Linked DNA regions of Homo sapiens: region 2 is linked to region 1. Evidence: read pairs that join two places in POLR2A ChIA-PET (ENCODE). Cell type or tissue: Panc1. All regions are shown on one strand. Region 1 overlaps SLC16A12 (solute carrier family 16 member 12). Region 2 has its middle 4.8 kb from the start of IFIT3.

Evidence for each region. Peaks named below come from ENCODE experiments on the same cell type or tissue, not always from the same donor. Only the 100,000 strongest peaks of a DNase experiment are listed, where the experiment ranks them.
Region 2: POLR2A ChIA-PET joins it to region 1 with 6 read pairs; 2 of 35 experiments call an interaction of 5 or more read pairs at or near these places.

Annotation. Positions count from the first base shown.
Region 1 is chr10:89,485,210-89,489,209 of GRCh38, forward strand. All of the region lies in intron 2 of SLC16A12 (solute carrier family 16 member 12), which reads right to left. Among named protein-coding and RNA genes, the nearest start is that of SLC16A12-AS1, 31 kb to the left of the region's middle. In Panc1, no CTCF peak of the experiment used is centred here; no DNase peak of the experiment used is centred here.
Region 2 is chr10:89,321,227-89,325,226 of GRCh38, forward strand. It overlaps a transcript of LIPA not described here. Among named protein-coding and RNA genes, the nearest start is that of IFIT3, 4.8 kb to the right of the region's middle. In Panc1, no CTCF peak of the experiment used is centred here; no DNase peak of the experiment used is centred here; H3K27ac peaks cover 476 bases.

The sequences.
Region 1 (4,000 bases):
ACTGGCATCTAGGGCACAGAGGCCAGGGATGCTGCTGAACATTCCACAGGACATCCTGAAAAACAAAAGCAATTATCTGGCCCAAATGTCAACAGTGACAAGGTTGAGAAAGCCTGATATAGACTTAGAGCAAGAAACTATGTGGCTTCAACAAAAGGGTGAGATGGAGAAATGAGTTGCATTAGCTCCAATGGCTTCCCAGGTCCTGAACTCAGCTGCTTATGACATCTAACGGCTCATCCTGCTCCAGGTGCCCTGAGGTCCTTTATGGCCAATGTTCTTCACGTCCACTTACCATTCCACAAAAGTTCTCCATTTCCTAACAGCAGTTTAATGAGTTTATGCTACCTGCAACCAAAGATATCTGAGATAGGCTTGGGGGAGAACAACTCAGGATGGCAGGAAGAGGGATTCAGGCATGGGGAAGAGTGTATTAAACACAGAGACTGAGAGGGCATTTGGAGAAACGCCCATGGAAAGGGGAAGAACAATGCAGGTGAAAGAAGAAATGAGTCAGGGCAAAGAAGCCCCAATAAGCATAGTGTGTTTGTGTGCAGAAAGGAGAGCAGCGTGTGTAGATCAGTAGGTGCACACTGGGGAAGTTAAAGAAATTAATTTAAGAGGTAACAGTTTTGAAAGATGCATCAGGACATACAATTGTAATAAAGACTCACATATCTGTGACTGTACTAAGCCTAATTCATCCTTATAAAAATTCATGCATATAAGAAAAGTACCTTTGGGAATATAAACTTCCTTGGTAAGCCATCATGACAGAGTGGAAATTCTGCCCTATCAGTAAAATCCATGATTAGGTACATTCAACAAGCAGTATTTTCTGAAGATGTAAAATAACAAAAGAAGAGGCAGAAATCCCTGGCATTTATGGGAATCAGTCAAAATAGTTTTTCATCAATAAGCTCCTCAGTTCTCTATTCTATACTCTGGGGAAGATGACCCGTGTCTTGCAGGGTTGGAAGGCAGTGAGCTCACTGCCTGGTACTGAGGATGATCTAGGTTGTATGTAAAAGCCCCATATGGCTCCCTTATTTTCTTATCTAAAAAAAGAAAGAAAAAGACCACAAAGATTGAGAATTGGCCTCCCTGCTCCATCACTCAGTCAGGAGACTTAGAATTCATAAAAATATCATTAAATTTACAGAGTCAAATATATAAGTAAACTATGTGACTGTGACATGTTATAGAACCTTCTCTACGAAATATAGAAAAAAATTAGTCAGACACAGTGGCATGTGCCTGTAGTCCCAGCTACTCAGGAGACTGAGGTCGGAGGATCCCTTGAATCCAGGAATTCAAAATTACAATGAGCTATTATCAAGCCACTGTACTCCAGCCTAGGTGACAGAGTGAAACCTTGTCTCAAAAAAAAAAAAAAAGAAAGAAAGAAAGAAAGAAAGAAAGAAAGAAAGAAAGAAAGAAAGAAAGAAAGAAAGAAAAGAAAGAAAGAAAGAAAAGAAAGAAAAGAAAAGAAAAAAGAAAGAAAGAAAAAAAGAGAAAAACGAAATAAGTAGAAATAAGTATAGAAATAAAGACTAGGAAATGAATATCACAGAAAAAGGGATGTCCTGGATACCTTGTTTTTCTTTTTCTCTCCTTTGTTTTCCAATAAAGATAACTGTGACTCTTTGAGGAAAAAGTTGATTTTCTGCTTAGTAAATCAAAGGTTCTAGATCAAAAAGCAACAGATACAGTGTTCAGAGAGAGATATGTGTGGGCTGGTACCAAATCAACCAGTGAAGTCAAAAGACACTCCAGGAGAAAATTTGGAAGTATGGGACGAAACATACACCCTTTCACTTCCAATAGGCAGTGCTTCAAAAGGACGATCCCCAGCAATCCCTTCTATGGCTGACTGACAAGAAAGCTGTGGGCTCTGCGGATTCCATACAAAGGGTCAGATTCCTCTGAATGAACACAACCATCCTGAGGCAAGGCAACAAGCCTTCTCTAAGGGGAAATCACATCTAACTCATTAATTGGGTGTTTAAAGGAAATGCCCAGAATGGTGTGGCAAAAAGAGAACTCAAATTTTTAATTCTGAAGATTAACATCATCATAGTGTACCATCTCACACCTATCAGAATGGCTATTACTAAAAAGTCAAAAAACAACAGATGTTGGCAAGGATGTGGAGAAAAGGGAACTCTCATACATTGTCGGTGGGAATGTAAGTTAATAAAACCTCTATGGAAAACAGTATGGAGATTTCTCAAAGAACTAAAAATAGAACTACCATTCAACCCACCAATCACACTACTGGGTATTTACCCAAAGGAAAAGAAATTGTTGGCCAAGTATGGTGGCTCACACCTGTAATCCCAACACTTTGGAAGTCCGAGGCTGGTGGATCACCTGAGGTCAGGAGTTCGAGACCAGCCTGGCCAACATGGAGAAACCCCACTTTTACTAAAAATACAAAAAAAAAAAAAAAATTAGCTGGGCGTGGTGGTGCGCGCCTGTAGCCCCAGCTGCTCAGGAGGCTTAGGCACAAGAATGGCTTGAACCTGGGAGGCAGAGTTTGCTGTGAGCTGAGATCACGCCACTGCACTCCAGCCTGGGCAACAGAGCGATTCTGTCTCAAAAAAAAAAAAAAAAAAAAGGAAGTGTTATTTCTCTGTCAAAAAGACACCTGCACTTGTATGTTTGTTACAGCACTATTCACAATAGTAAAGTCACAGAATCAATCCAAGTGTCCATCAACAGATGATTGGATAAAGAAAATGTGGTGTGTGTGTATATATATATATATATATATATATATATATACACACACACATTTATTATACCATATTAATATATATTAAATATATATGTGTATGTATAATACATATTATTTATCTATATATACACATATATAAAATCATGGAATACTACATAGCCAGAAAAAAGAGTGAAATCATGTTTCTGCAGCAACAAGGATGGGACACACTAGAAGCCCAAACCTTACCATTACTCAATATATCCATATAAGAAACCTGCACATGTATTCCCTGAGTCTACAGAAATTTTTTTAAAAGATCCATCAAAAAAATCCCTTAATCATAAGGAAGGTTTTTTGAGGAACTTTTTAAAGAATGAATAGCAGCTACTATTTTTTCAGCACTGATTTGTGGTCAGTGCTAAGGAAGTCACATGCATTATGGTCATTTGGAAGAGGATGTGGATGCCAGCTCTTTGTTGGTGGAACTCAGCAGCATGGTACCACACCTTGCACAGCAGAATTTCATTTTCCTTTCTGAATTAATTCCATGCCTATAGGAGTGCTAATAAGGACTTAGGAAACAAACTGCCTCACACTCTAATTGATAGGCTATGGGAGAGGTTCAGTGAACCTCAAATAAGTTAGCTTTAATATATTGGGTCACTCCAATGCCTATGCCTAGGATAAAAGCAGCAGCAACGACTAACTGACAATAGTAACAGTTTCCCACCAAATGATGCCTTAGAAATCTGTAGATGGCTCCTCTCTGAGCAGTTTGGGGGATTCCCGAAGGACCAACCCCTAACCTTGTAAAAGATGTTAGGAAGAAGGATAGAGCCTAGGATGCAGAGAGCTCCTTGTAAACTAGACAGATGCTATGCACAGAGATATTGAGATCTGGTTAGGAATATTCTGCATAATATCAGGATAAGTCCAGGATGTTGTATGACAAGAGTCAAAAAGAAAACTGACGTATCAGGAAACGACTGGGGAGTGGCTTTATCAGAGCTAGCCAGTGTACAGCTTCAGGGAGAGTTCTTTCATGATGAAAGAAAAGGTGATCATATTTTTTGTACTTGTACATTTTACTTTTAAGTAATCATCTCTAGAAATGTGGGCATATTATAACACATAACCATTGGGAAAAATCTTTGAAATTACTACTGTTATTGTTTTCACGGCTCAATCATTTAAATAAGAAAACCAAGCTCACCATTTCATAGACATATTAATGCTATTTTGACCCCAACGTTACTGCCCAATTTGGTCGTGAATATC
Region 2 (4,000 bases), 160 kb before region 1:
TTAAACTAAAGAGCTTCTGCACAGCAAAAGAAACTACCATCAGAGTGGACAGGCAACCTACAGAGTGGGAGAAAATTTTTACAATCTACCCATCTGACAAAGGACTAATATCCAGAATCTACAAAAAACTTAAACAAATTTACAAGAAAAAAATCAAACAACCCCATCAAAAAGTGGGCAAAGGCTATGAATGGACACTTCTCAAAAGAAGACATTTATGCAGCCAACAGACACATGAAAAAGAGCTCATTATCACTGGCCATCAGAGAAATGCAAATCAAAACCACAATGAGATGCCATCTCACACCCGTTAGAATGGCCATCATTAAAAAGTCAGTAACAACAGGTGCTAGAGAGGATGTGGAGAAATAGGAACACTTTTACACTGTTGGTAGGACTGTAAACTAGTTCAACCATTGTGGAAGACAGTGTGGCGATTCCTCAAGGATCTAGAACTAGAAATACCATTTGACCCAGCCATCCCATTACTGGGTATATATCCAAAGGATTATAAATCATGCTGCTATAAAGACACATGTACACGTATGTTTATTGCAGCACTATTCACAATAGCAAAGACTTGGAACCAACCCAAATGTCCATCAATGATAGACTGGATTAAGAAAATGTGGCACATATACACCATGGAATACTATGCAGCCATAAAAAAGGATGAGTTCATGTCCTTTGTAGGGACATGGATGAAGCTGGAAACCATCATTCTGAGCAAACTATCGCAAGGACAGAAAACCAAACACCGCATGTTCTCACTCATAAGTCGGAACTGAGCAATAAGAACAACTGGACACAGGATGGGGAGCATCACACACTGGGGCCTGTCATGGGGTAGGGGGAGGGAGGAGGGTTAGCATTAGGAGATATACCTAATGTAAATGACGAGTTAATGGGTGCAGCACACCAACATGGCACAAGTATACATATGTAACAAACCTGCGTGTTGTGCACATGTATCCTAGAACTTAAAGTAAAATTTTAAAAAATGCAGTTTCGAGCTCGGGGTTAAGATGGTAAACTAGAAGCAACTCATGTGCCAGGCTATCACGGAAAGGAAACAAAAGGGCTAGTGAGCATTGACCCTGCAGGCCAATCATCTGAGAAATCATGTCAGGGATTCGGGATCCTTCAAGATGTAAGGGGATTACAGAGAGCAGAAAGGGGTGAAGCTAGATACCAGCCTGTCCGGGCTCAGCGTGGATCCAGGAGAATTTCTCCAACACTGGAAAGGGTGAGTGAGTGAGAACCCCCTAGGGGATTCACACTCTCGACAGGGACCTGTGCAAGACTGGAAATGGGAGAATGCCCCTGAAACCCCTGCCCACCCCCGACCCCACCACCGTGCTTCTAGACTGAGGCAGAGAGCCCCCCAGACATTTTGGAGGGCAACTCTCTAGTCCAAGGAGACTTCTGCAAGCCTTGTGCCCCCAAGAAGACCAGCACTGGTGCCATAGCCCAATAAAGGCTGCAGTCCCAGTGCCTAGGAGCAGTAAGATTGCCCCATCTCAAACCCTTTCTGGATGGGGCTTGGTGCCAGCTTCCAGCCTACTGGTCCTACTTCTCTGTCTGAACTCAGCCAGTGACCATAGCCTCCTGTTCTCCCAGGAAGCACCTGGAGGGCAAGACAGGTGACTACATCTACCCCTGCCACTGGTTGCCAGGCAGGCAACACTTGCTAGAGCTTCCATCCCAGTGGTTCCACTTCTGTCTGAATTCAGCCAGAGAGCACAGCCTCCTGTTGTCCTGGGAAACATTCAGGCAAGGTAGGCAACCCCACCTACCCTGGCCTCTTGTAGCCAGGCAAGCCATGCCTGCTAGAGCTTCCAATTTATGTCCCACAGCCAAATTCTCATTTCCCATTCCTTTATAAAATTCTTGTTTCTGTTGGTTCAACATACACAAATCAATAAATGTGATTCACCACATAAGCAGAACTTAAAACTGAAACCACGTGATCATCTCAATAGATACAGAAAAGGCTTTTGATAAAATTCAACATCCATTAATGTTAAAAATCCTCAACAAACTAGATATTGAAGGAACATACCTCCAGATAATAAGAGCCATCTATGATAAACCCAAGGTCAACATCATACTGAATGGGCGAAAGCTGAAAGATTTCCCCTTGAGAACTGGAAAAATACAGGGATGCCCACTCTTAGCACTCCTATTCAACAGAGTACTGCTAGCATGAGCAAGCAGGCAAGAGAATGAAATAAAAGGCACCTAGATAGGAAGAGAGGAAGTCAAACTATCTATCTTTGCAGACAATTTGATTGCATACCTAGAAAACCCCCACGTCTCTACCCAAAAGCTCGTAGGTCTAATAAACAGCTTCAGCAAAGTTCCAGGATACAAAATCAACATACAAAAATGAGTAGCATTCCTATACACTAACAAAATCCAAGCCGAGAGCCAAATCAGGAAGACAATCCCATTCACAATAGCCACAAAAAGAATAAAATACCTAGAAATACAGCTAACGCAGGAGGTGAAAGATCTCTACAATGAGAATTACAAAACATTGTTCAAAGAAATCAGAGATGACACAAACAAATGGAAATGCTCATGGATAGGAAGAATCGATATTGCTAAAATGGCCATACTACCCAAAGCAATTTACAAATTCAATGCTATTCCTAACAAGCTACCAATGACAGTCTTCATAGAATTAGAAAAACCTATTTTAAAATTCCTATAGAACAAAAAGTGCTCAAATACCCAAAGCAATCCTAAGCAAAAAGAACAAAGCTGGAGGCATCATGTTACCTGACTTTGAACTATACTATAAGGCTACAGTAACCAAAATAGCATGGTACTGGTACAAAAACAGACACATAGACCAATAGAACAGAATAGAGAGCCCATGTTACCTGACTTTGAACTATACTACAAGGCTATAGTAACCAAAATGCATGGTACTGGTACAAAAACAGACACATAGACCAATGGAACAGAATAGAGAGCCCAAACTTAAGGGCACACACCTACAGCCATCTGATCTTCAACAAAGCTGACAAGAACAAGCAATGGGGAAATGATTCCCTGTTCAATAAAGGGTGCTGGGATAACTGGCTAGCCATATATAGAAGACTGAAATTGGACCCCTTCCTTACATCATATATGGAAATCAACTCAAGATGGATGAAATGTAAAACCTAAAAATATTAAAACCCTGGAAGATAACCTAGGAAATACGATTCTCAACATAGAAACCAGCAAAGATTTCATGATGAAGACACCAAAAGCAACTACGACAAAACCAAAAATTGACAAACGGGACCTAATTAAACTAAAGAGCTTCTGATAGCAAAAGAAACTATCAACAGAGTAAACAAGCAACTGACAGATGGGAGAAAATATCTGCAAACTATGCATAACCAAAGGTCTAATATTGAGAATCTATAAGAAACTTAAGCAAATTAACAAGCAAAAAAGCAAACAGCTCCATTAAAAAGTGGGCAAAGGACATGAACAGACACTTTTTAAAAGAAGACATGCATGCGGCCAATAAGAATATGAAAAAATATGTGGTGTTTGGTTTTCTGTCCTTTGTGATATTTTGCTGAAAATGATGGTTTCCAGCTTCATCCATGTCCCTGCAAAGGACACAACTCATCCTTTTTTATGGATGCATTGTATTCCATGGTGCATATGTGCCACATTTTCTTTACCCAGTCTATTGGGTTGGTTCCAAGTCTTTGCTATTGCAAATAGTGCCGCAATAAACATATGAACCAACATGGCACATGTATACCTATGTAACAAACCTGCACATTGTGCACATGTACCCAAGAAATTAAAGTATAATAATAAAAAAAGAAAATAAATTTCTTCCTTCAGATACCCTAAAAAAAAGAATATGAAAAAATACTCAATATCATTAATCATTAGAAAAATGCAAATCAAAACCACAATGAGATATCATGTCATACCAGTCAGAATGACTATTATTAAAAAGTCAACAAAAATAACAGATGCTGGT